Linked DNA regions of Mus musculus: region 2 is linked to region 1. A link is a loop called in an ENCODE intact Hi-C map of the cell type or tissue named here. Cell type or tissue: left cerebral cortex. All regions are shown on one strand. Links, peaks and the distances in the headings refer to the core of each region. The heading gives the core; the rest is flanking DNA.

Region 1 (16,299 bases), core at 5,621-13,620:
GAGGCTTATTTCTGATGGCTTGTCAGAGCCCTTTTCCCAATTCCTCCCTATGAAGACTACAGGGAACAGAGATAGAGACAGAGAAACAGAGAAACAGAGACAGAGAGAGAAAGAGAGACGGAGAGAGAGACAGACAGAGAGAGATGGACGCAGGGAGACAGGGACAGAGGGAGGGAGGAAGGGAGACAGGAGGGAGGGAGACAGAGTGGAGACAGGGAGACAGACTGGAGACAAGGAGACAGGGATGGAGGGAGGAAGTAAAGAAAGGAAGAGAAAAGAAAGCAAACTAGTTATATCTTCAGAATAAGGATACAGTCCCATTTTATTGAAATGCAAACCCCAAGATGTTTGTATATTAGAAAATATAGTCTATACACAAATGATAAACCTCTAATATAACAACATAACCAAGCGCAACTGTATAATTTTTTTCCATGAAAAAAAAATGTGGCAGCTGTTTTTTAAAAAGCAGGATGAGGGTAGGGATCTCAAAGAGGATTACACACAAGCTCTGTGTTCTTAACATTGCAGACTGTCTTTACATGTTATTTAATGCCACCCTGAGTAACAAATCAACAATAATAATACTAATTCTAAAGACAGATCATCTTTCCTTTCCCATTCATCTTTCCTTTATATACTGTCAGCTTTAATTGCATACATAGGAACATTTGACACATATGTAGAATCACTACAATTACAGCTTGGAATGTGGTGTATGAATCCTCTATGACTTTTATTTTTTTCAGAACAATGGAGTTTTATACACATGCATCTTCCAGCAGTTCTTCATGCACATTCGTCTTCCAACAGTCTTTATCTTTGCTTTGCTACAGTGACTGAAATCCAAAGGGAAAAACAGCTCTGGATTTCATTCTTCCTTTTCTTATAAAAAGCAAAAGTGACTGGCTGGCTCCCGAAGGGAGCTTTTGTGACCGACAAAGTCGATGAGAAGGTTACTGGGATGGCCAGGTTCCCTTGGGTGTCATTATTCTTTCTTCTTTTAAACACATTTGTTTCATATAGAAAATATAACTTGTCTGGACCATGCACTTTCCTACTTACTCTGGCATAGTGATAGTAGTTAAGTTATCTATACTTATACTATACCTATACTGTAATGTACTATATACTATATACCATGTACCACACACTATACACTATATGCAATACACTATACTATATACAATACACTATATATACTATATACTATGCTATGCTATACTATACTTGCTCCTGCTAAACTCCCACACTCCTTGGGATTACTAAAGTTGTGTTTTCATGAGGCATCACTATATGTCAGTGGGGTAGCACAAGAGAGCTTACGCATACCCACGTGAGACTTTTCTTCTCATCTTATGCCCATGGTGCATTGCCCCACGTCATTTAAAATTACAAACCATAAATTCAAAAACACAATTAATAACTCAAGGTGTTTTTACCAGAACATTTAAATAAAGCCTTCCTGGGACTGAGTCTCTAGGGAAATGCATGCATTGGAAGTCCACCCACATCCTGCCATAATCACCTGCAATAGGTTGTGTTTTACAAGGAAACCCTACCTTAGATGTGTTTCCACTGTCCCTCCTACTCTATGAGGGCAGAGGTAGATTTTTCTATCTCACCTTTGTAAGCATTCTCCAATACCTGGAAATGTACAAGCACAATAATCCTTACAAGGTCGCTCTCAGGGAGAAAAAAAGTAAACGAATGAAAAATTTAAAACAATTAACCACAGATTAAAATTAATCAATACAGTCAAGCTTTGATATAAACATAGAATCTTTAGTTTGAGGCCACTGATTACTGTTGCTTTTCATTGAAACAACTGCTTAGAAAGTGATGAGCTTTGTTGTTTGTAGAAAACACCAATACTTTGTGAACATTTTAGTACTAGGGCTTAAAGACATCCGATGTGTGCTGCATTGATGCTGTCCCTATTAAAACTTGTTTATGTCCCAGAGACTTTGAATTAAAATCCTTAGTAAAAGGTGAGACAACAATTCTGTGTAGTTCAATATTTGTGTCATTCTGTTTCAGTCCATATTATGGAATCTGGTGGCATCTTTGTCTGTAAGCAGGGGACACTAAAACACCTGATTTATTGCAGAACAGATGGGCACACTATTAGCAGCAGGAGACAAAGTATAACACATTTTTACAACCTTCTAAAAGAAAAGACAGGACAGGACATTACAGTTTAGGAACCAAGAACAGTGCTTCTTTGTCCAACTTGAAAATACATAAGATTTGTGGAGGCCATAAATGGATAGACTTTGTTAATGCAATGAATGGCACAGTCTGGAAGAATGGTTAAATATCATACCACATTTTCAGGACAAGGAATGGACAGCAAATTCATTTTAATTAATTTCTTACTGAATATATAGTAAGACTTAATTGTCAGGGGGAGTGGTCATGATTAAATGGGACACTATGGAAAGGGTGCTTGTGGCTGCTTCTCCTGATAAGCAGTAAGGATGCTAAGGATAGTGTTGGCAGAGAGGAGGCATCTACAGAGAATGGAATAGCCCTTCTTCAGGACCAGCTGATGAGTCACTTCATTGAGTCACATAACTATTGGAGTTAATATTGCAAATAACCCACTCTTTAAAATTGCCTAAAATGTTGACTGTATTACACTATGCTGTTAATTTGAAAATATGGGTCAGGTCCCATAGCAAAAATATCATCACCACAAGTAAAGGTTTGGCACATGGAATTCAAGTATGTTTTAGACATACCTCTTACAAAATTCAAAACACAATCATGTATTCTTGTAATGCATTGGTATTTACTGAAACACAATGATTGTTTCAATAAGGACTGGGACTTCTAGCATGGTGGCTCTGTTTCTGTCTCTTTCTAGTCACCATTCTAGACCATACATACACACACACACACACACACACACACACACACACACACACACACACACACACTCAACTGATGTTTATCAAGCATTTCTTTGTTGTGAACATTCAAAATTCATACAGGAATTATCCCTTCAAAAGTATTAAGATATCTAGAAATAGGCTTAATAAGTCTGCTATACTAATTACCTCAAAGTATAAAATAAAGATAGTACATACAAACATGCCCTCAGAAAACAATTTATAAGAAGACATAATTTCTTTGTGTAGAAATTACGTTAATATGCTTTAGGAAAAGTAGTTGTGTTCAAATCAATTCTGTGAGCTAAATAAAGCATCTCAGTAAGTTAATTTTAAATCAGTAATTTCTTACATTAGTATATAACTAGTTGAAATATAATGTAAAAATAAAATTCATAATGGCCTACATATCCAGACAGTTAGTGAGAGATACAATTGGCAGATTGTAATAGTTGGACTTCAGGTTGACAACAGTGGGTAGCTGTCATATGACATGCTGTCCTAGAGACTAGCTTCTTGTAATATGCATATCATCTATTGGGGCTCTTGAATAAAATGGAGATTTCTGCTTTAGTAGATGTAGAATGGGGCCTGAAATCCCATTGCTTTAATAAGCTCGCAGACAATGTCAGTAATGTCAATTAAATGTTCTTCCTTGAGTAGCAAGGGTTAGAGGACGTAAAACACAAGCAGAAAAAGAGCTAAATCGAAACCTTATTACCAGACTAATAACAGAAGGCTAAGTTTTAGTTGCATTTTGCAGAGAATGAAGACCTTTCAGAAAGGTTTTTTAAAAATCCTGGACTTTACTAAAACTAATTAATGTTCAAGATGGATGCTTTAAAACTGGACTGAATAGCATTTCTAAAACTATGATAGACATCTACATTCCTAGTCAGTTCTTGAGATAAGAACCAGTGAACCTGTTGCCTTAATAACTTAGTTTAACATTTTTGGACCACAGTACCTCACAGCACAATAGTTGTCCATACTCGCTAAGGTTTGCCAAGGAGTGGTTCTTCAGGAGAATATACCAAAATTCATTTCTTATAGGTGACAGATAGGTAGACATGACAGATGTTAAGATTTTAATTAATGATTGAAATCTGAGAAACTAGCAGTCTATTAATAGTAATGATAAAATGGGGTTTCTCTTTCTTTTAACTTTTATAAATGCAAGGATGGTTTAATATTTAAGATCTATTCCTTCCCACTTTTCCCATCATGATATGATGTACGACCAGAATCCTGGCCTGCACCCTTAAGTTCTGCATACTGAGTCAGTCATGAAGTCAGGGGGCTGTATGTGTTTCCCTTCTTTTGGTTTTGCTGGTGTGAGATTATTTTCTGTGTTTTCACATGTGTAGGTTTTCTTAAGTTGGAGCTTTCTTTCTACTGGCTGGATTTGTAGATATATATTCTACGAATTTGACTTTATCATGTAATACCTTATTTTTTTCCATCTATAATAATTGAAGGTTTTCTGTGTATTGTAGTTTGGGCTGGAATCTGTATCAATTGACATAAAAAGGTACTAAATAATCTTATACCAGGAAAATCAAAAGACAGGAAATGCACACACACACACACAAACACACCACCACCACCATCATCATCAAAACAACAACAACATAACAGCAATTGACAGTCTTCGGTCCTTATTATTTCTCAGTGTCAGTGGACTCAGATAGATACCATACACTCTCTTAGAGTCTGCAGGACATCTGTGCTGGTTGTTCTGACTCTTAGAGTCTCAGCTGAGAAGCAGAGTGTAGTGCTTATAGGTCTACCTTTACATGTTACTCCATCTGTTCTCCTAGCTGCTTTAATGTTCCTTCTTGGTTCTATATACTTATTATGAGTTAAGGAGACTTTCTTTTCTGTTCCAATCTCTGGTATTCTGTAAGCTTCATATACCTTGATAGCTATCTCTTTCTTTAGGTTAGAATAATTGCCTTCTGTGATTTTGTTGTAAATGTTTTCTGGGCCTTTGAGCAGTGATTATTCTCCTTCCTATTATTCTTAGACTTGGTCTTTTAATAGTGTCCCAGATGTCCTGGATGTTTTGTGTCAGCAATTTTCAGATTTAACATTTTCTTTGACCAGTGTGTCTATTCTTATAGCAAATATTCTTCAGTGCCTGAGATTCTTTCATCTTTTGTATTCCATAGGTGACGCTTGCATCTATAATTCTTGTTCAGATCTCTAGATATTCTGTCTCCAGAATTCCCTTAGTTTGTATTATCGTTATTACTACAATTTCTATTTTCAGGTCTTAAATATTTATAGTCATTTCTTTCAACTGTTTGTTTTTCTAAATTTCTCTGAAAGCTTTATTCATTTCCTTCAAGATTTTGTTTTTCCTTTCCTTTTTGGGGCTTTTAAAATTTGTTTTTGTTGTTGTTTTGTGGGGGTTGCTTTTGTTGCTTTACTTTCTTTGTTTTTGTTTGTTTGGGATATTTTTGGTTTTTTATTTTGGTTTTTGTTGTTGATGTTGTTTGTTTGGGGTTTTGTTTGTTTGTTTGAGACAGGGTTTCTCTGTGTAGCCCTTGCAGAGCTGGAAATCTCTCTGTTGAGCAGACTGGCCTTGAACTCCCAGAGATCAGCCTGCTTTTCCCTCCTGAGGGATGGAATTAAAAGCCTGTTCCGCCATGCCTGGCCTTTCTTTGATTTTTTTTTTTTAACAGATTTATTCATTTGTTCTTTTTGAATGTTATCAGCGTCATAGAGTTGATTTTAAGGTCTTCTGCTGCTCCAGTGATTCTGGAATACTGAAGACTTGCTATGGTTGGATTTCTGGGCTCTGTTGGCGATATATTGCCCTCGCTATTGTTTTGTTCTTCGCTGGCATCTGGACATCTTAGTACGGTCTCATTATTGGTCTCGGTGTCCATTTCTGGGTATGACTTTCTTGGGTGGGAATTTTATTCCTTGGTTTCTGTTTCCTCTCTAGTCTTCTGGCCTGTGTAGCCTGTGGTTGAGCAGGGGGCTCTCCACCTGAGTTGGGAACTTCTGGTGGCCACAATAGATGGAACTTCACAAATTTTCATTTTATCTTTGTACAGAGGCTATGCTAACCTTCTCAGCACCATTCCACTCTTCTTATATGTGCTGCTGAAGTAGGCTCTGCAGAGAATTTTTTAAGACATGATATTCACGACCAAAAGAGATTAAATCGCATTGATTTCGATCTAGCCTTTCTACAGAATGGCATACTTTCAAGACTTTCAGCTCATGCATGCAAAGTGTCTTCAGGTGCATACTGATTTCTAAGCAGGCAGATCTCACAGGGAACTCAGCCCTGATCATTTTAATTTCACCAGCAATGAGCACACAGCAGTGTTCCCTGCTCTTTGCTCCCTTTAAGAGGTTCTGTTAGCATGATTCTATCTTGTTTAGCAAGAATTCAGAAAAGAAGCCTAGATTGTCTTTGAGGTCTTGACCCTTGAATGTGATTCCATGGGATAGAGTTTTCTGAATAATTTTCCATTATCATGTTTACCATATATAATATTCATATTTTCTCACAGGAAGATTATTGTTTCTGGAAGCCTCAATGAATTGGATTAATGGAGAATGACTCATTTATCAATTATTTGATTCCTTTAGAAAGCATCATTGGGTACTAGCTATATAATAGTCTGTTGTTAGCTAAAAATATCTCAGATTTGGTACCCAACTCTGTTGTAAAGGAAGGTGGTGCTGGCAGCAGTGGCCTGCCGTGGTCCAGGCATCCCTTGCTACCATCATAATCTCCTGTTGAAAGCACAGCTACATGTTTCAATCACTCTCTTCAATATGTTGGAAATTTTTTAAAATAAACACTTTTAAAACTAATCTTGTCTCATAGTTATTCTCAAATGGGAATATGAAATTGCATTCATCTGAATGGAAGCCAGTGGACTTTGTTGGAATCCAAAAAGCCGTCTCCTTCTGGAAATGTTAGAATCTTTTGATTTCATCATTCCTCCACAGAATTAATTTCTAAGATTCTCTACTCAGAAAAGCAGAGAGACAGTAAGACTTTTTCTAATTACTCATCAGCAAGGCTGGGCCCAAACTTGAATTCAGCAACATCTGCATGGCTGGACAAACCAAGATCATTCTCCTTTCATGAGCTGCCAGGCCTCTAAATATTGTCTCTTCATCATGGCTATATTCTTTCTTGATAGATTCTATTAACTTTATTACCATGTTTTTTACTTTTCAAACATGATATGTATCTGGGATAAGATATTTTGAATTTTCACTTGGGTCTCCAACATATATCAGATCAAGTTTCACTTCTGTTGAAAGATAAAGCAAAAACACAACGACAAAGGAAAGAAAGAACAAAGGCCACCTGATCTGTCACCTCAGCTGTAGCAAAAGTATCTTAACAAAAGTGTAGTCAACATGTGGTTAATGTTCACTTCAGTTTGTGAAAGACTAAAAATAAAACATCTTTTGTTTTATGACCATTGGAATAAACTCGTGTGAGACAAATAAGTTGTGTTGTTTGTCTCTTAGAGGTCATTTCACCAAAAGTCAGAGTTATTTTGTATGTTTTTATGCTTACTCTCAGTGACAGTAGATAGCTGTGTAGTTAGCATAATGAAAAATCTAAGTCAACGTTTTAGATACTTTTAAATTTTAAATTAAGTGACAAAATATTCACTCCATAAATTCCACAGGGTATAATGTGATGCTTTCATCCTATGCATATATTGAAAATATTTATATCAAGCTAACTAGCATGTCTATCACCTCAGGTAAGCTTTTCCAATCTGAAACTAAATATATTCTTTTGCCAGTTTTGGAATGCACAGTTCATTGTTATTAACTGTGGTTACCTCCTGGGTAATAGAGGTTGTGGACTTATCCCTGCTTACTGAACCCTGGTGCTCTTTAGCTTGTGTCTTTCTGTTTCCCCTTCTCTCACCTCCTATCTCTGGTAAACACTGTCCCCTCTCTCTCTCCTTGGGGGTGTTTACCTTCTTTATATTCTACAACTAAATGTTCTGTTGCACCTGGCTTACTTAGCATAAGATTCTGTGCTCCAAGGTTATCCCTCTTGTTACAAAACACAAAATAACCCTTCTTTTAAAGGTATAGGTAGTGCTAGAGTGTCTTTACATGCCAACTTATGTATTAACTCATCCTTCAGCAATCACAGGAATTTCTTCTATCTTGCCTGTACCTTGAATAGTGCTACAGAAATCAGGCAGGTAAAATATTTTAGTTTTCTTGTTTGTTCTCTTTTGTTTGTTTGTTTGTTTGTTTTTAGAAATAATGTGAGACTCCTTTGAAAGCATTCTTAAGAAAATTAAAATGCTACTGCAGAGTGGGAAAAATATTCTAAAAATATATGCTTTGAAAATAAGCTTAGTCACTGGGAAGAGAGGCCCCTTGGTATTTCAAGCTTTATATGCTCCAATACAGGGGAATGCCAGGGCCAAGAAGCAGGAGTGGGTGGGTAGGGGAGCAGGGTGGAGTGAGGGTATAGGGAACTTTTGGGATGGCATTTGAAATGTATATAAAGAAGATATCTAATAAAAAAAAAAAGAAAATATGCTTAGAATCACAATTTTTAAAATGTGGAGGGCTGGAAGTATGGCTCAGTGGCAGAGTGCTTGGCTAGTATGCAAAAGGTCCCAGGTTCAATCCCTAAAACCATAAAAAGTGCCAAGACATAAGAAATGTGTATACATTGTTTGACAAGAACACACAAAGAAATTTGTCATCCCTCTGTGTGTGTGTGTGTGTGTGTGTGTGTGTGTGTGTGTGTGTGTGTGTAATGTAAGCCTTTTGGACTTTGTGACTATTATTGTTACATGATAGTACCAGTCATGGTTTACCTGTTCACTAGAATGCTGAGTTTCATTGAATAAATTAATCCTCAGTAACACACAATGAAAGACTAAACTAAAATAACAAAATAACACATGTGTTTTCAAAAATAAGATCAAAATATCAACACGTTTAAAATGCTGACTAAAATCACCAACTCTGTAATCAGGTCAACCTCAGTCTTGCTTACTTCAGACTAAATCTATTTAATCACCTGGATGTAAATGGCCCACTCTGAAGCTTTAATATGAGAGAGAGCACGTCCTCTAGAAATGTTAGGGAATGTGCTCTTGGAAAACAGCCATAGGGAACTGAGAATGGCAGGGAGCTGCCCACACAAGCAGAACTGAGAGTAGAGATGAATCTGCCCCAAAATTCTGAAACATATAATGAAGCCTGCGCCCTGCACAGCCAACAGTTGTCTCGGTAGAAAACACAGGCTTGGACCTTTTAGATCCTTCCTCACACAGATGTTGGCCAGAGGCTGATCCATAGGAAAAGCTATCCTGGGAGGCAGGGAAATTTCCTGAATGGGAAAGCCATTAACCATTAATGTGCCCCTGACAATCAGAATCTCCAGTATCCAGATTTTGGGTGTCTCTACTCCCTAGGTGGGATTCTGACTGAGATTTTCAAAATATGCATAGTCTTTTGAAATCTCTATCTCTTAATTTCATTTAGACATTTGGCAAAATATTTAAATTTTTACCAAATACTTAAATGAAATCACATAGAGAGACTTTCCTGAGAAAATAATTCTAGTACTCACTGATCAAGGAGTAAACTAATGAAACTCCATAAAACTAAACAATTAGGCCATCACCAAGTACTGAGGAGATGCCTGTGTCCTAATAGCTACAGATACTAAGATAACACTCTGTGGAGAAGTAGACATCAAGGGTCCAAATAAGACAGTGTCCTGACTCAGGAAGGGAGAAAAGGTAGCCACTCAGGACTCACGGATTTCTTTCTGCAAAACATGTATACATATATTTCTATGCATAAACCCTTTAAGATTTACCAACAAACTAGCTAGCTTATTATAAATTTCAACCTTAATATAAACTAAATCAAAGTTTCCCCCTCCACGTTGCTTCCTTTAAGTTAACTTTGATCAGGCACAAATATTCAAGTATATCTTCTTCCACACAAAAGTTTAAAAAACAAATGTTTAAAATACGTGCATATGAACTGCTTGATATTTAACACTTTACAAAGTGATTAACTTTCTGGACATTTCTGTCACACTATGAAGGTGCTTTCGCTTGCTTCTGTGGTTTAATATTTTCAGAATAGAATAAAAGATTGGGCAGAGGAAAAGATCAAACAGTATTGCAAATCTGTCCCTAAATGATACCCTGGACCTAAACCACACAGAGAGGGAATGAACTCTGTCTTTGCTGACGGTGGGTGTAGAGGAGAGCAGGGATCAGAATAAGTCTGTGATCACTTAAATGTAACACATCCAAAAGATTTGCAGTTAGATGATGATTTTAGCAAAGAATGGTGTCAGTGATACTGTGTGAGATTTGACAACATTATGAAATAGTCTTCTTTTAAGCATACCAAATCTATCTTCATTTAGATGTTTTGTATTTTTCACATTCAGCAAAACCTATTTTCCAATTTTCATTGACCAAAACAATTGGAAATCTCTGATACCTATGTGGCTCTTCTGTCTGTTTAGCTTAACTTTCTATCCCATCAGCATCACTCATCTGCTTTCACTAACTGAAAATGAGTATTTACTAAGTGTCGCATCTCAGAATAAATCAGCACATAAAGTTGAGACCAAGTGAGTTCCCTTTAACCAATACATATCTAAAAAAGAATTGTATTTAGAACAGAGAGGGGCTGGTGAGATGGCTCAGCTGTTAAGAGTGCAGACTGCTCTTCTAAAGGTCCTGAGTTCAAATCTCAGCAACCACATGGTGGCTCACAACCATCTGTAATAAGATCTGACGCCCTCTTCTGGAGTGTCTGAAGACAGCTATAGTGTACTTACAGATAATAAATAAATAAATAAATAAATAAATAAATAAATAAATAAATAAATTTAAAAAGGAAAAAAAGAACAGAGAGACTTAGTAGCATTAATGAAAGTCAAGAATAAAAGACTTTCAGGAATCAATTTTTTGCAAAGTGGTGTAACATCATTTTGACAAAGTAATAGAAGGCACTCTCATATTTGGGAGAAATAATTACCAATTAATTCTCTCCTGGGAAATGTTCCTGGTCACATGTTCTTTAAAAAAACAGACACAATAAGTTTAAAGTGCAGGCAACTTGCCTAAGAATAAAATCATCTCACTGAGATAACTAGTATGAGATATAGACAAGCTTTTTCTCTTTAAAATAAAATGTAGACCTTCCTTACTTGTAGAAATAGATACATTCTGATCAAATTTCAGAGAATGCCATTCTCAACAAAATGGCAAGATTGACAAATTCAAAGAGCTTGCAATGTTTAGCAAGATCGAATGGTAACTTACGTGAAGTATGTGTACCATGGATTGCACAGGGTAAGCACTCAGCTCTTAGCTGCCATTATTATATTATGATTCCTCCATCCTTCCCACCATACCTATAGCTTTGCAGGGTCCACAGAGATTTCTCAATTGCAATATGGAGTTATTCTTTTCCTAGATGGCAACAAGGAAGCAGACATGAGCATCTTATCAAAGGCAAGGAAGACTCTTAAGTGAGACTATGACCACTAGCTTTTGTTTTTAGTCACAGAATATTTCTTCTATAAGTTATAAGACTCTTGAAGATTTTTACATTTGATTTGACACATGGCTATTAATATTTACGGGTTACAGTACAATACAAGCATGCTCTATGTAGTGATCACATCAGGATCATGACAAGTCTATCACTTCAAATATTTATGTCTTTGCAATTAAGTTCCTACAAACTATGTTTTTGGGTATTTGATATTTAAAATGAAGCATCATTAAAAACAGATAAATATATTATTCTGATATATACCATCCGTCACCTAGCTAATATCCATCATAAACAAAATCTGTGTGTTCACTTACCTTTTCTCCTTTCTCAGTGTCTGATCACCACTTTTCTACACTGCATCTTCTTACCAACTTACATAGCCTTCCACACCTGGTCAGAGCCACAGCATTCGTGACTTCTGGCCTCTTACTTGTCTCACTTAAGGTGACGTCTTCCACCTTGCACCCATGCTGCTGCAAAGGAAAGATTCCATTTGTTTTATGGCTCAGTAGTTTTGCATTGCAGTAGATGGAAGATCTTTTCCTTAAGTATTCACTAATTGATGAACATTTACATTGTTTCCATCTCATTGCTTTTGTGAATTCTGCTACAATAAATGCAGAGACGGAGCTATTTCTCTGGCATCCTGATTCCCTTCTCTATATAAATGCTCGGTGATGGGGACTTTTTTTTTTTTTATCAGCTAGCAGTTATGTTTTTAGCTGATTACCTTAAAGCTTTCCTAGTGTACATTCCCATCAGCAGTGTGAAGCAGTTGTTCACTCTTCAAAATGTTATGGACATTATTGTTGTTTGTTCTTTTTAATAACAGCCATTTGGATTAGGGTGAGATTGTATTTTATGGTGGTTTGATATGCATTCCTCTAAGTATTACAAGTAATAAGCACCTGTGATATCACACTTGGCATACCATTTGTTTATTTCTGATTTGTTTCCTAGATTTTCTTCATTTTATTACAAAATGTTCTGTCCATATTAATGTCTAGAGTATTTTACTCTGGAAACATGGTTAAAATACATACAATAATTAAAAACTCAAAAAATTAAAACTGCTGATTCTTCAGGTCACACACGTGTGCACATATGTGTTTGCTATATTTTTACATTCCCAGTGTATTCAAATATGTAGCTTATTTTGGTGCAATGATTTTAAAATATGGGAATTTATTAACGTGATAAAATTAAGATCTCAGAAAAGAATTTCTAAGTCCTTGTTGACTAAGAGATCCTCTGTTTGGTCCATTGTTTAGTTAAATATTTCAGAACAAATGTATCATAACTGAATAAAATTAATGGTTTCTGTGTTAAGGACCTTGCCATTTTCACATTGACTTGTCTACAGAGGGCAGCAAAGAGCTTCAGTTCAAAGACCAGCAGGTTGATTTAGCAGTTCTTAACTGCTGTTTCTACAACACTTTAAACACTGTGAGAAGTGTCAGTGTCAAGGTTCAGTTTGCTAACCTTGCATGGTCTTGTTTGCCACAGGAGGATCAGAGCAAGGGCCAGAGTCAGCTGCTTGCCTCAGATCACTAATGGTGAAATTCTTAAAGAGCTTGCAACAGAAAAAAAAAAAAAAAAAAAAAAAAAGGTGTTTCTGTTTAGAATAGATTCTCACAAAAATATTTCAAGTTTAATTATATTCAAATTCTCATGGATATGGACTACAGTATATTATACAATTGTATAAATTAATGGCCTTTAATAATGATAACCAATAACGTAGTTACAGAGCCTATAATGCTTTAAGGTAATGATTTGGGTGTTTCCCATTATTATAACTATCTCTAATTCTACATTTTTATTCATTACTTATGACATTAAAAAATTAATTAGACCACCAGCTCACCTGTATCTAGATTACCGATTCAGTGTTTCACGTTAGGTTTGTTCTCTGTGTTTACCTGGCATGAGATTTATTTCCAATGGTCTCCAAGGTCAAGATTTGTAGAAAAGAAGGTATGAGCCAATGCCACATCAGAAGGAAAGCTCTAATTGCTGTGCAGACCCAACCCCAAAAGGTGGCCTTTCAGGGTGCTCTCCTACATCAGCCTGCAAAGAGAAAGACTTTATTTTTTCCCATCTGAGTCTATCACTTGGTATGGGCTGTTTCAAGACCAGGTGAGACCCTGGGCAAGATTACAGTCTTTGCTAACACCCCAGTTCTTTAAAGGGATGTTGGACTGCAACTCCTTTGTGTCCATTACATTCATTTGTGATATAAAGTAGTCAGCACTCCTTATGCTGAAGCTGAAGGGATGATAACATTTGCAGTTATGTTGCAAGATTTGTTATCTTCTACAGGATTAACTTATTAATTCGTGTTTAATAGGAAGCTATTGTCTTAGCAGATTTGATAGCTCCTGCAAATTCTGGTTCTCAGTAGGTGAGGCAGGAGATGAATGAAAACACTAGAGATGAATTCTACCTCCTAGGTTTACATAAAGAAAAAACAGCCAAACACAAAAGAGACTTGAGTGGGGGATTGCTTAATTGTACTTAAATGAACAGTTTACAACACCTCCAGGCTTTCATTTTTCAGAGACCCAATTTAGATAAGGAAAACAAAGGAATGTGTGAATTTGAAGCCATCCTAATCTCCTCCTTTAGGAGAACCACAGTATGGCAGGATCAGAAGGGCAGCAGGGAGTTGAGATGGTTTCAAAGTAAATGGAGCTGTTGTGTTAGAGAAAGATTATTCACTTATTGAAAGGATGTGGACAAATGGAGAAATATAAAGACGAAAACTTAAATTAACCACACTCTCTGCCATGTCTAAGAAAAATCACTGTTTTCTGACTTTCTTCCAATCATCTTTCCCTACTTAAAAGTAGAAAGTCTTGATTTAGCTTATTTTGGTTTTAGACTGAGTTTTTTTTTCCTCTTCCATTAAAATGTATTCAAATGACAACATGCATTTACTGCAGGTTGCTCTACTTAAGAGCGTGCAGAGCATATAATTAGCATCATTATAAGAAATAATAAGAATAGCTGAACTAGGGTGCATATTTCAAACGATTCCTGTTTGGAGAAATTGTATAAAATGGAATAACTGGGTCAAAAAAATAACATTTTAGATCCTGGACACATTGCTGAACAAGAGAATCAAATGATACATATCAATTTACATCACCGCCAATAACATTTCTATCTCTATCATCATCTCTTACAAAATTTGATAAGAAAAAGATGACTTCATTGTTGTCTGTTGTTTTGTTGTGAATGTAAACACTTCAATCCAATTCCATGTCTCTGCTCTGCAAGGATTGATCTATAGTTATAGAATCAGTACATTTAAAATTGGTATGTAAGTCCTGTCTGTGCATTAAGGTTCTTGCCTCTCATGGTTGAGGATACTGTGTTGCACTGGCATATCCCTGTTTGCCAGGTTCCTTCATTCTTTAACAGTTTCTAAACTATAGACCTGAGTGGTGAGAATTCAAGTAAGCAATACCTGTTCTTTGTGATTAACCTTTCAAAACTTCAACTATACTTTCAAAGCTGGCATATGCATGCAAGTTTGCTAAAGTGATTTTTTTTTTTAATTTTTGAAACAGTTTACTGTGTCATCTTGTTCACCAGAAAGGTAGAATACAGTTAACTCATTACCTTAACCACATATAATTCACTGAAATTCAATGTTTTATTATAGCTTGTAGTAAAGAAGCATATCTATATTATAATCTAAAATACATATGACATACATAGACATTTATATATGTACCTTTACTTGATATGAAATAATACTACTATCATGGCTTTGGTTTCCCCCATAACTAAATGATAAGACTATTGCAAAAGACTACCACAAACTTTGGCTGCAGGACAAAAAAAAAATCAGTCTTGTATTTATGAGGAAGTAAGTGACCCATGTTGGCCATATTTTGTATGCAAGAATGTATACTCTTCAGGTAGCTAGAGGAGAAAAGACATGAATGGTCTTATCCAACACTGGCCCTGAACTGCTAGAAGACTGATCTGACTTGATTAGGTTTGAGGTCTGTTCCATAGAGAAGAATTCATATTAATTACTATAAAAAATAGTCAAAACTCATGGTTGTAAGTTCTATACCTGAGAAGAGAACCTATTAATATTGGTCTCCTAAAAGTTCATGTTGTTAAATACTCTTCTACATATTTATATTTATATCCATAGATTTATGTTGCATGCAACATTGGTCAAAGACACTTCTTGTGTTGGTTAATGCAGAGACATATTGTTGTTCAATATGCTAAAAATAATGGACTCTGCATGCTCAGTCATGGATGGGACATCTTACAACAGCTTTCCCAACCACATCAAGGACAAGGGGCGGGGGGAGATGGAAAGAATGTAAGGGCAATAAAATGGGACAAATGCTATGAAATGATGTCCTCTCTACATAATATATATGAACTACAATAGCTGTGGTTGCCTACATAAGATCTGTGTAAGATGAAATGAGTTTAAAACTGCAGCATGGACTGTAAAGGAAATCCTGAGGCTCTATAGCCAACTGAGGTTGCACTTCACAGTTAGATAGTTTCTATTACAGTGACAGTCACTTTTCTTTAGATGGGGTAACTGTTGAGTTGCCTACCCATGGTGGACAGATAACCCCAGTCCTATGAACATATGAACAACACTAACTGCCCTTAATAAGGAAGACATGGATTTGGGAAAGAGCTGGGGTATGGAGGTTCTAGTGGAATTGCATTTGGGAGTTTGATGGGTAAATATGATCAAGTACCATCATATACATTGTACATTGTATACATGTGCAAATTTTTCAAAGAATAAATATGAATCATAAGTTCTGCTCCATACATGCTGATTTCCATATAAAAT
Region 2 (16,299 bases), core at 3,217-11,216, 1.2 Mb after region 1:
GCCCCATGAATACCCACAGCAGCGGGAACATTAGGACTTGGTGGTACTCTTTTTTTATCCTGAGAGCCAACGAATGCTTAGCTTTTGCTGTATCTGTATGTCCTCCTCTCTGGCTACGAGTCTTGCTTTTGGTATTTGTGGATGTTTGCAACATCAAGATCACCCAACCTTCCATTCCAGTTCAAGCAGCCCAACAGGAGACCAATTGTTTTCAGAAACCTTTCCACTCTGTGTGTGTGTGCATGTACATTAAAGCCAAACAGGGATGCTGGGTGTCTTCCTTAATCACTTCTATTTTGAGACAGGGGCACTCAGTGATTGGCTAATTGGCTGGCTAGAAAGCTCCACCAATCTGTCTGTCCCTGCCTCCTAGACTGAAAGGTATGGGTTAGCTCATCTGACTGTTTACCAGGGACCTGAACATGGGTCCTCAAGCTTAGGTGGCACTACTTTGAGAAATGAGCTGTGTCTCTGTCCCCTCCTCTCCCACCCTGGATCCCACAAAAATTACAGAGGAACCCAAAGAGCTTGTGTGGGCTATTCTAATGAACATTTACCATGTTTAAAATTAATCTGAAAAAGTGTTTAAAGATTTAGTTATAGTGATAAGAAAAACCAGCTACAAACATATATAAATATTTTTATTAAAACTATGTTTTCCAGAACAACAACAAAATGGCTTGGGTGGAATTAATTTAAACTTTGGCAAATATTGTAAACGTGTTGCTTCAGCATAGCCGTGGGTGGGGATTACTGCTACTCAGAGGAAGGCATTGTTGACAAAGGCAGAGCTCTGTCAAGGAGCCTAGAGCCTCCTACTTGGAGGGCTGGCAAAGCCTTCCTTGGAACTGAGCTCAAATGTTGACAGTGTGGGCAGAAAAAGGCTGCCACAGCTTTCCTCCCCAGGACATTCACCCCTTGCAGACTGTTCCCCACAGAGATGGCTCAGCTGCACACCCTAAGCCCCACTCCTTGTTAACCTGCCTCTGTTCAACTCTATGAAAGAAGCAGGCTTCTATGGTGCCGAGGTTCTTCCAGCAGAGAGCCCAGATACCTGATTGCAGCTTCCTGTGTGTCTTTTCTGTCACTTCTTCATTCCCTCACGACCCCAATCAGGTCCACGTCCCTGGAGCCATTCAAAGGACAAAGTGGGTGTTTTTAAGGTTTCTGGGTCATTCTTATAAACAGGCTTAGCGTCCATCACAAAGAGGTCTTAGTCTACAAAATCCCATCTTGGTTTTTCTATTATCCTCCCTTCAGTGAGCAGCTTTGCTAAATACCCACCCTGTATGATTTAGAGCACTCAGATCTGGGCTGAAATAAACAGTGTCTTATGCCCTAGCTCTGTAATGCTCGATCCCATTAGAGGGAGCACGGAGGTGGGCTTAAATTACAAGCAGACCTAGAGCTTTGCAATAAGTTTAAAGATGATTAAGTAAGTTGCTAACAAAGGGTCAAATGAAACAATCTTTAAATAGCCAAGTGCAAAAGTGTTGTCACTATCAGGGAAGGTGGCCTTCAATCTCATACCTGCTAGGAACTAGAACACAGAGTGAAAGATGAAGGGCAAGCTGTCCAGAATGCCATCAGCCAGCTTTAGGGTTCTGTTGAGAAGGAGGCAAGCCTGGAAGCAATTAAGAGACAATCGTGAGAGCCATGCTTTAGACCTGGGTAGATCAATGGGACGGGTTTTAAATAAGGACCCATTAATGAGATCCACTCAGGTTCCGGCCCGCTCAGAGGGTAAAATGTGGGTGCATGTGGGGAGGTAGCCACACTGGCTTCAAGGAACTATGAACACCTGTAACTGAAGAGCCACATGTGGGCAGCCAGGCTCCGTTTCAAAGCATGAACAAAGAACAGCTCACTTGGGATGAGTCAGGGGTGAAACCTAATGTGCTATGATGAGGGGCCGTGGTGAGGAGGAAAAACGTCAACTCTAGATTACCTGCCCCTCATGCGGGTTCTCTTTAATCAGGACAGCTTTTTAAAGGCAGAGAAACTTTGTGCCCCACCCTCACCACACACACACACACACACACACACACACACACACACACACACACTGCCTCCCAGAAATCCAACGCCTTACATGAAGTGCTACTAGAGAAACTGTGTTATTAGAGGCTGCAACTTGTCCCACCCTAAAACACGCCAGGCACTTGGGGTGTTGTGGACTTGCTTAAACAAAAATGTAGAGTTCTATTTAAATTTTTTTCTATAATAGTTAATCCAAGTGATTCTGCCTAAAGCCTTATTTTCTATTGTTTTAGCAATTTTCATTGGCATTTAAAATTTTACATTCTTATTTACAAAGTAAATTCCATTAAGACATTTTCATTCAAGTATATCACGTGATATATATGGCCACATTTACCCTTTATCCCCCCTTCTACTAAGACAGTATAATTTCTATTTTCACATCATATATATGGCTTATATGTCTGTGGGAAAACTGTTAAGGTCAAAGTCCACCATGACCAAATAGCCTCTGGGCTCAGCACACTATGGAAGACTCCCATTCGTTAGCAGGTTTCTCCTTCTCTGATCTTGTCTGCAGAATCTAAGCCCCTACACTCGCCTCTACCTGAGGAATGTCATGTAGCCTCAGTTTATAGCACCAATTTCCTTTCTCCTGACAAAACCTGTCCAGCCAGCCCCTGAGGTTCCTGAAATGCTCCCCCATGCTAATGAGGCACTCCAGGTAGCCTAAGTCCCCAGTCAATGACCTTTGTCCATCCTAGAGGTTCCTACCCTCAGTCCCCCAAAACTTTATAAGCCTTCAATCCCCCTATGTAAAGTTGATCTACTACTGACTCTGGGTCTGGTGTGGTTTATTCGCTGTACTACATAGGTACTCACAGCACTTCCGACCGGGTTCCAGCTCTCTGTTCCCACTGCCCGTGTGGATTCTATCAGCCACCATGCACGAGAGTAGGGAGGCCCACATGTCTTTTCTCCAGTGAATGTTTTTCACATCCTTGACAAAATTCTCGTAGTGGTTACGGCTGTGTGAATTGACTTCTGGGTCTCCTATGCTGTTCCACCAGCGTCTGTTTACCTTGCGCTAATGTCACACTAGTTTTGCCAAAGCAATCCTGAGCAAAAAGCACTATGCTGAGGGGTCCTGATACCTGGTTTCAAGTTACAATCCAGAGCCATTGTAGCAAAACCAGCGTGACATTAGCGCAAGGTAAACTGAGGCTGGTGGAACAGCATAGGAGACCCAGAAGTCAATTCACACAGCCGTAACCACTACTAGAATGTCAAAAAATGCCCAACATTTGGACTAAGGGAATTGCTTTATGGTAAAGCAGACTGGTTTCTGAATGCTGTGACCAGTTTGTGCTTTCCTTCAGATCTACACCTGGTAATTTATTTGCAGATGTATTGGTTTCATCTTCCTTGGAAGTGCAGACCCCGCGTGAACATGTCTTCTGCTTCCTATTCATCACCGTCCTCTTGCAGTCAGTACGTTGGTGCTGAGAGATTGTTATGGATTCTACTGGGTTGAACAGGATGATCTGCCACCACCACCTTCAAGTTCAGGTGGGCCTACTCAAGGGCATCAAGCTGCCCTTGTTGACTGTTAATGCTCCCTCTTCTAATAGCCTCCAAAGTCAAGTTTTCCCATCTATAGACGACAGTTGAGAACATTCAAGCTTGGGCAGGGGGCGGGGGCTGTGAAGAGGGGAATGAACTAAAGTATATTTGAAAATGCCACAATGAAACCCGTTATATGGTTAACATTAAACCAGAAAGCCCAAAGTGAGAGTCCAAGACCAGGAGGCAATGTTGTTCTCAGAAGGGCACACAGCAAGGTCTGCTGAAGTTAAGTTTATACACGTGCTCACTAGGAATTCAGATAGGCAGTTTCTTTGTTCTTCCAGAATATTTTCCTATGGTTAAGTGCTGTGGTTAGTCAAGATGCCACCACGGATGACATCTGCAATGGGAGCATGGACCGTATGGGTTTTGTCATTACCTGCCCACCTGTGGACAGGTGTAACCTATCTTTGTGGCCTGTGGTCTAACCTATCTTGTTGGTCTAATGAGGCCTTTATATGAGGCAGTGTGTAAGAGCTTTTGACTCAACCCATCATCTACTCCCACAATTATACAGAAGCTTTCAATCCCATTTCCCAGTCTACAGAGATAAGGGGCCAGAAAGGGAGTTAACACACCACACGGATGTGATCACGTGATGAAGTTCCCATAGAGTTTCTAACTGCAGAATTCAGAATTGCATGGGCTTCCAAAGAGGAGGAGGGTCCTAGAAGGTGGGTGTACCTCAGAGCGGGCCTTTTATTACCAATGCACTTCCCTCGTCTTCACTCTTCCTAATATGCTTTTTGGAAAACTCTGCCTGGGTTTTAGAAACTGCTTAAACAAACTAAGTACACCAAAGAAAAGCATGGCCAGAGCCCTGCTTCTCTTATATTTTTGGTTGTGAGCCTAGTCTTTAATGGTTGAGCTCTAGTCCCAGAAGCCCTGTTTCTCAAGCAGATATCCTACTACTGAGCTTGGCTTGGCTCTGAAGTGACAGGAACCCTGGAGCCTGGGCTGGGCCTCCAATCTATGGAGTCCCATGCTACTGTGGGTATAGTGTTAGATTGGGTTAGTGACACTCTTGCTTGGTGTCCGATATGGGGCTGTTATGTTGAGGGCGATATGAAAGCAGTAGAAACACTCAGAATGGCCTCCTAGCTTCCCCAGAAAGTAAGTACTACAATGAAGGGGTGGAGTGTGCACAACAACGCAGTGGGCATTTGTGCTAAGTCTTTGTGGGGTGGCAGAAGAAAGGTGGGAATATAACAGAGTAGATGACAGAAGTGCTAACCATATGGCTAATCCTGGTCTCAGAGACGAGTCCTTAAAAGGACTAGCTCTAGCCGGGCAGTGGTGGCGCACGCCTTTAATCCCAGCACTTGGGAGGCAGAGGCAGGTGGATTTCTGAGTTTGAGGCTAGCCTGATCTACAAAGTGAGTTCCAGGATAGTCAGGGCTACACAGAGAAACCCTGTCTTGAGGACTAGCTCTAAGTAAGGTAAGTTTGAAAGTAGACTTGAAGAGCTGGAGAGATGGCTCAGTGGTTAAGAGCGCTGACTGCCCTTCTGAAGGTCCTGAGTTCAATTCCTAGCAACCACATGGTGGCTCACAACCATCTGTAATGAGATCTGACACCTTCTTCTGGAGTGTCTGAAGTCAGTGATAGTGTACTCAAATATAATAAATAAGTAAATAAATAAATCTTAAAAAAAAAAGGTAAAGTAGACTTGATGGTCCCTGATTAATCTGAGCGCCACCTGTGTCCATTGGGAATGTTTACCTTGTTGGCTATAATCTCTCAGCATGATTCATGTGGCAAAACTGTGTTTTTAAAAATATCACATCTCCAATACACTGGGGTGTTCCACTCCAACTAGGCTTCACCAATAGCCTCTCTCATAGGCTCTCTTCAGGGCGCCAAGCCTCAAATCCTTTACATGACCCCTTCAGTCCTGGGCCATCAACTACAGCTGAGGCTTCAATCTTCTCCAATGGCCTTCCCTGGCCTCTCACAGTGCTAAGCCTCAGCTTCTCTCCATGATCCCTTCATTCCTTCACAAGCAGTACCACCTGAGTGACTCTTACACATTACCAAGTCCAGCCGCAGCATGAGGTACAACCTTGGGTATCTCTGGAACACAGCTTCTTTGTGCTCCCAGAAAACAATTTCCAGAAGATTTCACCTCAGTGATGCTGGTCTCTTCTTCTTCTTTTTTTTTTTAAAGATTTATTTATTTATGTATATGAGCACACACTGTAGCTGTACAGATGGTTGTGAACCTTCATTTGTTGTTGGGAATTGAATTTAGAACCTCCGCTCCCTCTGTTGGCCGGGTGGTTTGTGAGCCACCATGTGGTTGCTGGGATTTGAACTCAGGACCTTTGAAAGCACAGTCAGTCCTCTTACCTGCTGAGCCATCTCACCAGCCTGCTGGTCTCTTCTTAATCACCGCTAATTCCTTAGCTCCAGCTAGCCAGCATCAATTTTCCCATTAGTCCCGCTACTGAACTTCAGCATCCCAGGCCACAGTCATTTTTTACATTCCAATACAAGTGTCCCCAGGTCCAAGCTTCCTGGTGTACACAGAGTTAGCCTATCATGTTATCAGGACTTAAACAAACTATGAAGTGCTGAGGTACAGTTAAAACTTTATTTTCACCGTCCTTGTCTAAAGGGCAGTAAGTACAGCTTATATTACAGTAAGCACAAAAACCAACCCACACTTAAAAAAACACACACAAGTCAGTCTTATAATGTTTTATTTTAAACTTGCTGTTCAAACTTTTAAAAACACACGGCAAAGAAACAGCACACAGCATTTGCCATAATTCTACCTCTGGGTTGCTTTTTCTCTATGATGTGATATGTTACAACTTCTACTTCTTACATTCATGGTATACTTAAAGGCAGGGATGTCACTTACTACTCTGAAATGGCTCTGTGAACTATGAAGCTGCTTAGCACATTTTCCTCCTAGAACTCTACTGCTGCCCACGTTAACGGCACGGCCGATACTGTACAATCCACCCCAACTCTACGTTAAACACAGCTGCAACCTAAAGCAAGCATTTTCCTAAGTCAGTATACTCAGCTACTTTTCTCAAAAATACCTCCAATCTGAAATAAGTTTTTTAAGATACAACAATCTCACTTTATTCCTAACAGAACTCATGCTGTACTTTTTTATTCTCAAAATATATTTGATATACTCTGTGCAAAATGGTAAGTTCTGTATAGGTATGTACCTTATTTTGAAAAAGTTTATAAAATATAGTGCCTAAAAACAACCTCAAATTAGACAATATAGGAAGGAACATATCAGACAAAGCCTAATTCTTCACATGAGAAACTAAGTATGTTCTTAAAGCTCCAGTAATACATTCCTCGAAAAATACCCAGAATGCACTTTGGTCATTATTGGACATATTAGAGCGCAGGCAGACGGAACACAATGCTGTCTGCCGTTTCCTATACAGAGAGCACTCTCCAGTGAGGCTTAGCTGAGGTTGCTCAGAGGAATGGGAAGGGCAACATTTAACACATGGCTCTGGTCTCTACACATCCTGATTTTAAGAGTGATTTGCGAATTAGAACTGCACCAATCAAATAAATTATTTACAATTAATTATTTTAAAGACCTTAAAATATGCTAAAAATATGAATATATTCAATATGACTTTGCACCAAGAAAATCCTAGATTGTTTCAAATAATTTCTTTGTTTTAAAAACCAAATGGTTGGCTTAAACAAGACAATCACAAAAACATTGTTTCATGTAATTCTTAAAACACTACTGATTGTACAAAGGTAACAACTTAGAATCAAGGCCCGATGTAGGGACTATCATATCTGCCCTATTTGCCAAAGGGAAACATGATAAGCTCCCACCGGACACGGACAAGTTACTGAAGGGGAGAGCAGCTAGCTTTCCACGTTAAAAGCATCTAAAAATAGCCCTTATGTAATGGAGCCAGGGGAGGGGTGCACCAGATTAAATCTGGAAGCTAGAACTGGTAGGCTGGAGCTGTCCTTCTGGAAAATTTGGAAATTTTATAACTAGCAATCAGACAACTTTATTCTTAAGCTTTATTTAAGTGTGGTAGGAACAGCATACGCTATAGTGTACCATGGGAAATTCTTTTGAGTAAACGTAACGCACTTTATTTAGTAATAACAATAGGCACTTCACTTGTGAGATGAGGATAGACCTCACTCAAAAGGATACCATATTATGCCCTAGTACACTGTAACATATCCACATAGAGATATACACCAAAAGAAACCATTTTAAAAAGTGCACATTTTGAGCATGCACAGTTGGAGCTGTGCAAACAGCTCAGTGTTTTAAATAAATACATTTATTACTAATTAATTTTTATCAAAATATTTTACAGTATGGTAACCATTTACAATTATTGCTCCATTAAGAGTTTTATTATCAAAGAGCACTTGTTGACCTGTTATACAACACCATCTATTAATACTGAAGGGTGCTTCAACTGCAGCTTAGTCAGTCTAGATCCCAGTACTGTTCTGAAGTATTTCAAGAGCGATCCTGAGCGGACCCTGGTTTACCAGAGGACATGTGTTTAGCTGAGACAACGCACTATTTCAGAGTTAAAGACGTATTCCTCAAGTAAGGCAAGTTCACGGCATTAATGAAGAAACAGTGCTTAGCAATGGCTTCTGTTTTCACAATCTGCTTGTCAATTACGTCAACAATTACCAGGATCTCAGGTATCTGGATCCGCTCTGCCACCCTTTCAACAATGAAAAACTTCAATGCTTAAAACAAACTAAATGTTTAAAAGGAAAAAAAGAAAGAAAACAAACATACACACACACACACACACAAAACAAAACAAAACCAGTGGACAAGTAAAATAAATATAAGAATTGCACAATACATTCTGATGTAAACACTTCTTTCCCAGTAGACTCCTGGAGCAGAGCCACCCACTGCTTCCAGCCAGCTCCATCAGCGCTCGTGCTCTGGCATCCCGGCTACACCTCCATTTCTCTCAACTGTCACGATTTGATCTTCCACAGCTATAAAGAATTACAAGTCAAGATTGTTATTGACATGGCGCTTACTACAGTTATCCCTACACTCCACTTGCAGGCCATGCAACTCCATTATCCTTCCGTGGTTAATAACTCATCTGAAGTATAGTGATCAAAGTTGGATTTCTCCTTTGCTTTTCCTGAGAAATGTCAACATACATCTACTACTTGTTTAATACACTATTTATACTTCCTACTAACATTTATTTGTTCATGTACCGAAGTACGTATCCACTACTATATAATAATACATTTTTGGCCAACAAGAGAATATGGCTTTTCTTCATTGCTGAATCATGAGAATTAGTTTCAATTAATAAGGAAAAAAAATGGTTCCTCTTACTCACCCTAGAATATGAATACACACACACACACACACACACCTTACATATAATGATTGTATTCCACATTACAAGTTCTACTACTATGAGAATCCATGACATCTTTATATGTCCCTGAAGTTGTTACTAACTGTATACAAACTTGCCAAAATGACCCTATTATGCATGTGAAATCTCAAAAGAGTGACAGGATTAAAGAAAATAAAACAAAACAAAACTTGCATGCTGTTACCTTTAAATTAAATCCAAGCAAGTCACTGATGACACCGGAAACAGCCGAAAGGATGACAACCTGGGTGATGTTATACAGCAGCGGATTCATTGTAAGTCCATACAACCTAAAGGGACTGTCCAATTCCTAGCAGAAGAGACGAAACGTTAGCCTTAGGTCCTACAAGAATTTCCAGTGAAATCCTCAATATTCAAGAGAGTTAGAAATCACTATCCAAATGTTATAAATTATGGATATTTTAAGAAAGAATGATATTATCCAAGCTTGAGATAAGTAAATTTTAATAGTGGTTTTATTTTTTAAGAAAAGTGACTTCCTTTAAAATAATTTTATAAATCTATAGCTCCAATTCTTGTTATGATGAATGTGTAGTGCTGACCAACTAGCTATAGGAAATTAGAGAATATGTTTAGAGATAAGAGCTGGAGTAGAATCTAAAAGAGAATACTACTCTTGTAGAATTACTAGTATCATTAGCCAAGTCTTCTGATAATATTAATATTTGAATAAAAACTTATTTAATTATCTTCAAATATACAATTTGGTAATTGATTGGATGATTCAAATATTAAAAGGTCTATTATATGTCAGGCACCATGCTGGCTCTGGGAAGACAAAATTCAGTCCTAGAACTGAAAGGCTTTATATAGTTTAATAAACATGCAACTAATAAAACAATCTGATCCTTTACCAGAGACCAGTGGCCAAGGCTTACAAAGGCGGGGCTTAAGAAAGGCACTCCTGCCTGGTGGTGGTGGAGCACGCCTTTAATCCCAGCACTCAGGAGGCAGAGACAGGCGGATTTCTGAGTTCGAGGCCAGCCTTGTCTACAAAGTGAGTTCCAGGACAGCCAGGGCTATACAGAGAAACCCTGTTTCAAAAAAACAAACAACAAAAAAAAAAAAAAAAAAAAGAAAAAAAAAAAAAAAAAGAAAGAAAGAAAGGCACTCCTGAGAGCCAGAGCAAAGGTGCTACCCCCTGCTGAGCCCTGGAAGAGCCCAAACACAAAGCAGTACACTGACTGAGAACTGGCTTTCCCTTAGGCAGACTTGACAATAAACTGACACTAGAAGATCTTGAGCGGGTACAGCATGGCAGTGTTAAGTGGAAAAGGGTCTCTGGGCTGGAAGATAAAGAGCAGTAACTCCAGAAGCAAGAAGTTCTGTGTGCCAGATTCTCAAGGAAGAGACGGGGTCTCATGGAGGCCAGTACTAACAGGGAAAGGGGGTGGGCTACAGAGTACATGGCCTTGGAATCATGGCCTTGTGAGTTTCTGGGCCGTGGAAAGTGAGAGGGAGAGTCCAAGTCACATTAACGCCAAGCTCTGGATTGGACCGAAGCAGATCAAGCATTGTGACTGTCTCTGCTTTACAGTTTAATAGTTCCTGCTGTCAGCCAGACCAATACCTGAAGATACCCAATACAAAAGATTAAGCAAACAGAAAACCATCAACTCATGGCATCTTTTTGGAAAAAAAAAATAGGGGAAAGATGTGTCTGTGTTCTTTCTCTTCTCTAACACCTGTTGTAATAAGACTTTTGAAAGAAAAACTTTTAAAAGAAAGCAATTAATAATTATCCCTTTCTTGCCTCCTCTGAACCTTTTTGATGTCCAATTTCCTGTGAGGTACAGTCTACAACCAATCAATATTTTAGTTGACAGTGGAATAACCCTATTACTGGGTCACAACTAATTTCATACCATTCTCTAAAAATTTAAAACTCTTAAGTAGTATGCTCTATTAGTTATAGAAATTGAGATTCTTAAATATATTTTTGTTTTAACAACAACAACAAAAAAAGCAATACCATAAAGCAATGGCGAAAAGTCCCATTTCATTATCCCAAGAGCAAGGCATGGTGGCATACTCTACCCCAGCACTCGGGAGGCTGAGGCAGGACGTTGCCACAAGTTTGAAGTCACCTTGGGAAACACAGTTAATACTGAGCAAATCAGAGCTACAAAGTTAAGATCCTGTTACAAAATTAATAATAATAAAAAAACTCAATCCCAAGGATATTATGACATCAAACACAAGACTATAGTCTTTAATTTATCAAAAATAATTTTCAAATTAAATACTGATGACCTGTATATATATCTATGTCTATCACTGATTTTCTTCCTTTAAAAATAAGGTTTAGTTTTATTATTGATTTTTAAGCTAACATGGGTCACACAGAAGACTGCTTTATGAAACATAAAATAAAAAGAACTTCTGAGTTAATGTCTAGCCTTCTTTTGTGAAATGGTTCCTAATATTCTAGATGAAATAGATTAAACACACACACACACACACACACACACACGAATCCATATCTATAGTATAGTAAAAGTTTTCACATACTTTTCAAATCAATTATTTGGGCTACTTAAGCAATGACAACAAAACAAACAAAAAACCTGTGCACATGTGCTCGAATGTCATTTGGAAGCCACTTAGGCAGGCAGAAGGCAGACAGAGAATAGGGTTCATGGCAGTGTAGTGCAGCGCAGCACACCGTGCACAGGCAGGGCAGGCAGGGCAGCGCACCCTCCACAGGTCTCACCTTCAGCAGTTTCGTAGCCAGCTTTAACACATTATTCACAAGGGTCAGCTCCTCCTTTTTGTTAGGTTTCTTCTCCATTTTCAAGTAGAGGTTTATCTTTTATATAAAAAAGCCCCATAGGCAAAATCATTTAAGATGGCAACATATATTTCTCTTTTACAATGTTGGGGACTAAACTCAGGGCCTCATGAATGCTACACAATCATTTTACCAATGAGTTATATCCCCAGATCTCAAATGCACATTCTTAAAAAGATCTGAAAGACGGTGAGCAAAATATTAATAGTGGATCTCTGAGTTAATGTTATAAATGATTATAATATTTAACCATTATTATACATCCCAAATCTTAAAATAAACTTATTTTACAATAAGAGAACTTAAAACTTAAAAAGGTAAACATTGTATTCTCAGGGCCAGATCAATTTAGAGAATGAATAGCAACAGAATAAACTCACCAAATTGGCCCATGATTTTTTTATTATGAAAGTGATAAAAAATATTTACATACCTTTCTTATCTACTCCCTAATAGATACTTTTGGAGTACCTGCCCAGTTCAGTCCCTGTCTGTGAAAAGGCTCTAACTCCAAGCCTCTATCACACTATCCTTACCCATCTGATACACCACAACTCCAACCAAACCAACAGTCAACATATGGACTGGTGGGACTAACAATGTACAGAAGTTCTAGGTGCTATGAACTGGACAGCTTCTAATGTCAAGGGCAGAAGTCATATGAAGCAAACCCAAACCACATGTAAACCAACACGGGGTAGTGAGATACAGGGCAAACTGGACAGGAGGTGCAGAAGGCAGGCTGAGAAGCATCAGCCTCACAATCAATTTGAGGGAGGTGGTCATCTGTCTGTCTGTCTGCAAGAGACCCAGTGATGTCAGAGATGATTATCTCTAGTGGTCACTCTCCTCTTCACCTAATCAAGAATACTGACTATTTAAAATACAAGCTCTCCCTAACTAAAACATTCCAACAGGCTCATTAGCAAACATTTCTTTTGTACAAGTCTTATGAAATTGCAAGAGGAAATATTTAGCAAACTCATATAAAATAAAATCAATTATCAAAATTACTATGCTTTATTCTGTTGAATAAAAATTTAAACGTATTCTAATGTGGTTGTTACACTGCAAAGCCATCGTGTCCCACTAATGTTTTAAAATCTATCATTTTTATAATACTACTTCCTTCCTGCCAAATGAAAATAGAACATAAGAACAGCAGATTACATTTGAAATCTGATCAGGCAGAAACACTGAAAAATGGCTGTGTACTATCAAAATTTAAGTTTAGCTTCATAGCACAAATGACCATAATCAAATAAAAACCATGCTCCTGAAAAATATAAGATAAGCAAAACTGTTTCAAGATAGTATATACATGGGCTGTCAGATGGCTAAATGGGGAAATATGTTCATGCCAAGGCTGGTGACCTGAGTTGTATCCCAAAATACACATGGCAGAAGGAGAGCCCACAGCTGGCAAGCTGTCCCCCAGACTGGAGACTGACTGACGGTGAACCCACCTGTTCCGTAAGTAGGATTGAGGTATTGCTGTATTTCTTGCTGGTTTCTGATCCAAGAGTAACGAACCTCAGGAGGAACAGCGTTAAGGAGATGCACCAGATCACCAGCTCCCAGTTATAGTGACAGTCAAGGAAGATCTCGTGCACGTGGAGCAGCTGGGAGGGAGGCAGAGAAACACTGGGTGAAGCAGCAGTGTGCGCAGTTTAGTTTATTTCAAATGTAGTGCTGTTTTAAAAACAAATTTATCATGAAATATTTATGCACATCAGAAGTATGAAGACTAATATAACCAACAGCTATGGGTTCTATAAGTTTTGTTGAATCTTAATTTTACAGTATGTACTTCAGATATTAAAAAAAATTTCAAATTCAGTTAAAACCTTGAGATATTTTTGTCCTTGATTTCTGAACTAACCCTCCACTCTACCCCAAGGTAAATTTTGTGTTTAATCTTTTCCATTCAGGCTCTTAATAATTTAGAAAATTTTATTCATCCTGTGGTTTTATTTCTCCTTTCCTAGTACTGAGGACACAGCACACCCAGAGCTTTCTGTAGGCTACGAAGTTCTGCCACTCTGTCATGGTGCCAGGTCATCAACCTTCAACAGTCATCTTTAAATATGTTATTTTATCTATATCTGGACAGTCAGTGCTATCACAGTACCCAACATCATATCCAAATTACTTTCTTTCTCATATTCATTTGTTAATTCTCCCAGAGGGAGGGAAGGAGCCATGTACACATGTCACAGTGCATGCATGTGTAATGACCAGGACTCAGCTCCCTCCATCCACCATGTTGGTTTGGGAACCCCTGCCCACTAGGCCACACTGCCAGTTCCTGCTTCTTTTTATTCCACTGAACCTTGTTTCTAAGACTTACCAATACTGAAGCATTCAAATTTAAATTAGTTCATTTTAACACGTATAATTAATTTGGTCTGCTCCAAAAAGTACCATTCAAGTTGTCAGTGTCTTTATCAGCAGCTCTGTGTATCCTTGTCCACATATGCAAGGCTTCCTTTAGGTACTAATCTGTAGGAAACGACTACTAGCTCATAGGTAGCACTTCCTCAACTTTGTTGGATGGAACTTATTTATCTCCACACAGTGGAATCACTGTATACTCAGCCATGTCTCCAATTCTGTCTGCACTCAGTTTTGTTTATACCCACCCAAGTCTTTAACATTTGCCACCCTGTGGGTATAACATGTACCCTACACGCTCATTACCTTCATCTTAACTTGCCCTGAACTTGGGGGAAGAAAAGAATGCTCCACACTCCTGGTAGCCACTGTGTTTCTCTCTGAGATATCTTTTTATATTTTATAACTTTTCCCGGTTAGGATGCTTTTCTTACTGCCTTGTGAAGATAGACTTGTAACATTCCCACTGATGTCAACATGGTTGGCCAGGGTTTTCCCAGATCCTGTTTTGTCACGGATGGTGCCCTCTGCAGCCCAGACTTTTTATTTGTGACTGAACTTAAAATTGTTGCTTATATTTCAATCTTTTTTCTATCTAGAATTTATTCTCAAGGATGAAATACTTTCGTTTACTTCTGTATCGTTTCACTTCCCTATCCCATAAGCCTTGATACATGACAACGCTATATCATGTATCTTGCATGGATTTGCAGAACTCTACTTCATCCATTGGACATTCCACTTCTCTATTAATGGCATAGTCTTCCTGTATCTTAGAAGTAATTCTAATCTCTTGTCAGGTAACTTGTCCCTCAAAGCTCTGGACTGTTCTTGCCTCTGTGCTTCCTTATCAACTCCAAAAAGCTTACCAAACTTAAACAAACAGAAAAGGTGTGTGTGTGTGTGGGGGGGGGGGGGGGTGTCACCCACCCATCTCCAAATTTTTAACCCAGAATTGTTCCTGTCTGAAGGAAATACAGGGACAAAGTGTGGAGCAGAGACTGAAGGAAAGGCCATCCAGAAACTGCCCCACCTGGGGGTCCAACCTATCTGCAGACACCAAACCCAGACACTATTGTGGATGCCAAAAAGCGCTTGCTGATAGGGGCCTGATATAGCTGTCTCCTGAGAGGCTCTGCCAGAGCCTGACAAATACAGATGTGGATGCTTGCAGCCAACCATCAGATTGAGCATGGGGACCTCAATGGAGGAGTTAGTGGAAGGGCTGAAGGAGCCGAAGGGGTTTGCAACACTGTAGGAAGAACAACAATATCAACCAACCAGACCTCCCAGAGCTCCCAGGGAGTAAACCACCAACCAAAGAGTTCACAAGGAGGGACCCATGGCTCCAGCTGCACATGTAGCAGAGGATGGCCTTGTGTGGCATCAATGGGAGGAGAGGCCCTTGGTCCTGTGAAGGCTCGATGCCCCAGTGTAGGGGAATGCTAGGGTTGGTGAGGCAAGAGTGGGTGGACAGGAGGGGGAGAACACTCATAGAAGCAGGGGGAGGGGGGATGGGACAGGGGCTTTCCAGAGGGGAAACCAGGAAAGGGGGTAACATTTGAAATGTAAATAAAATATCCAATAAAAAACACAAACAAAACAAATAACAAACAAAAAACCACCCAAAACACCTGTTTATCTGCATGTGATTGTGATGCCAACCATTCTCTGAGGACCAAAGATGGTCAGTACACATGTACACTGTCATAGAAAAGGGTCACAGTGAAACCCATTATTTTGTATGATTAATACTAATAAAAGTGAAAAATAAAAATTCATATTTTAGAGTCTGCTGAAAATTTAATATAATTTGTTTTCTGCATCTATTGAGGTAACTGGATATTTTCTCTTCATTGCGCAAATGAAGTTTGTAAATTAACCGACATGCATGAAACTATTAATTTAATGGACATTCTGAAGCTGAAGCTGGTGCACTGCCAGGCTTACCATCACTGTGCCATTTCAGGCTTTTCCTCTGTAACACTTTGGTGCAGGACTTTATATCTAAGAGTTTCCCCTTCTCATGCTCTCTCTGGCCTGACCTCAAGGCTATGTTATGACAAGAGCTAAGGAGGCGCTGGGGAGAAG

What was found. Hi-C counts contacts between places; a loop is a spot of excess contacts. Peaks named below come from ENCODE experiments on the same cell type or tissue, not always from the same donor. Only the 100,000 strongest peaks of a DNase experiment are listed, where the experiment ranks them.
Region 2: a loop joins it to region 1, with 2.6 times the contacts of the local background. A loop is called at or near these places in 12 of 42 quality-filtered maps.

The regions. Positions count from the first base shown.
Region 1 is chr5:19,509,491-19,525,789 of GRCm38, forward strand. All of the region lies in intron 1 of Magi2 (membrane associated guanylate kinase, WW and PDZ domain containing 2), which reads left to right. It overlaps Gm25335 (a small nuclear RNA gene), which reads right to left and starts at 6,017; the gene lies at 5,915-6,017. In left cerebral cortex, for the core only: a CTCF peak has its summit at 12,813; DNase peaks (open chromatin) are centred at 9,059 and 12,844.
Region 2 is chr5:20,752,478-20,768,776 of GRCm38, forward strand. Phtf2 (putative homeodomain transcription factor 2) reads right to left here. Exons shown (of 18, transcript NM_172992.3): 15 at 13,281-13,436; 16 at 11,737-11,832; 17 at 9,187-9,312; 18 at 6,187-8,598. The coding sequence ends at 8,578. Among named protein-coding and RNA genes, the nearest start is that of Gm52806, 16 kb to the right of the region's middle. In left cerebral cortex, for the core only: no CTCF peak of the experiment used is centred there; DNase peaks (open chromatin) are centred at 6,531, 7,520 and 8,537.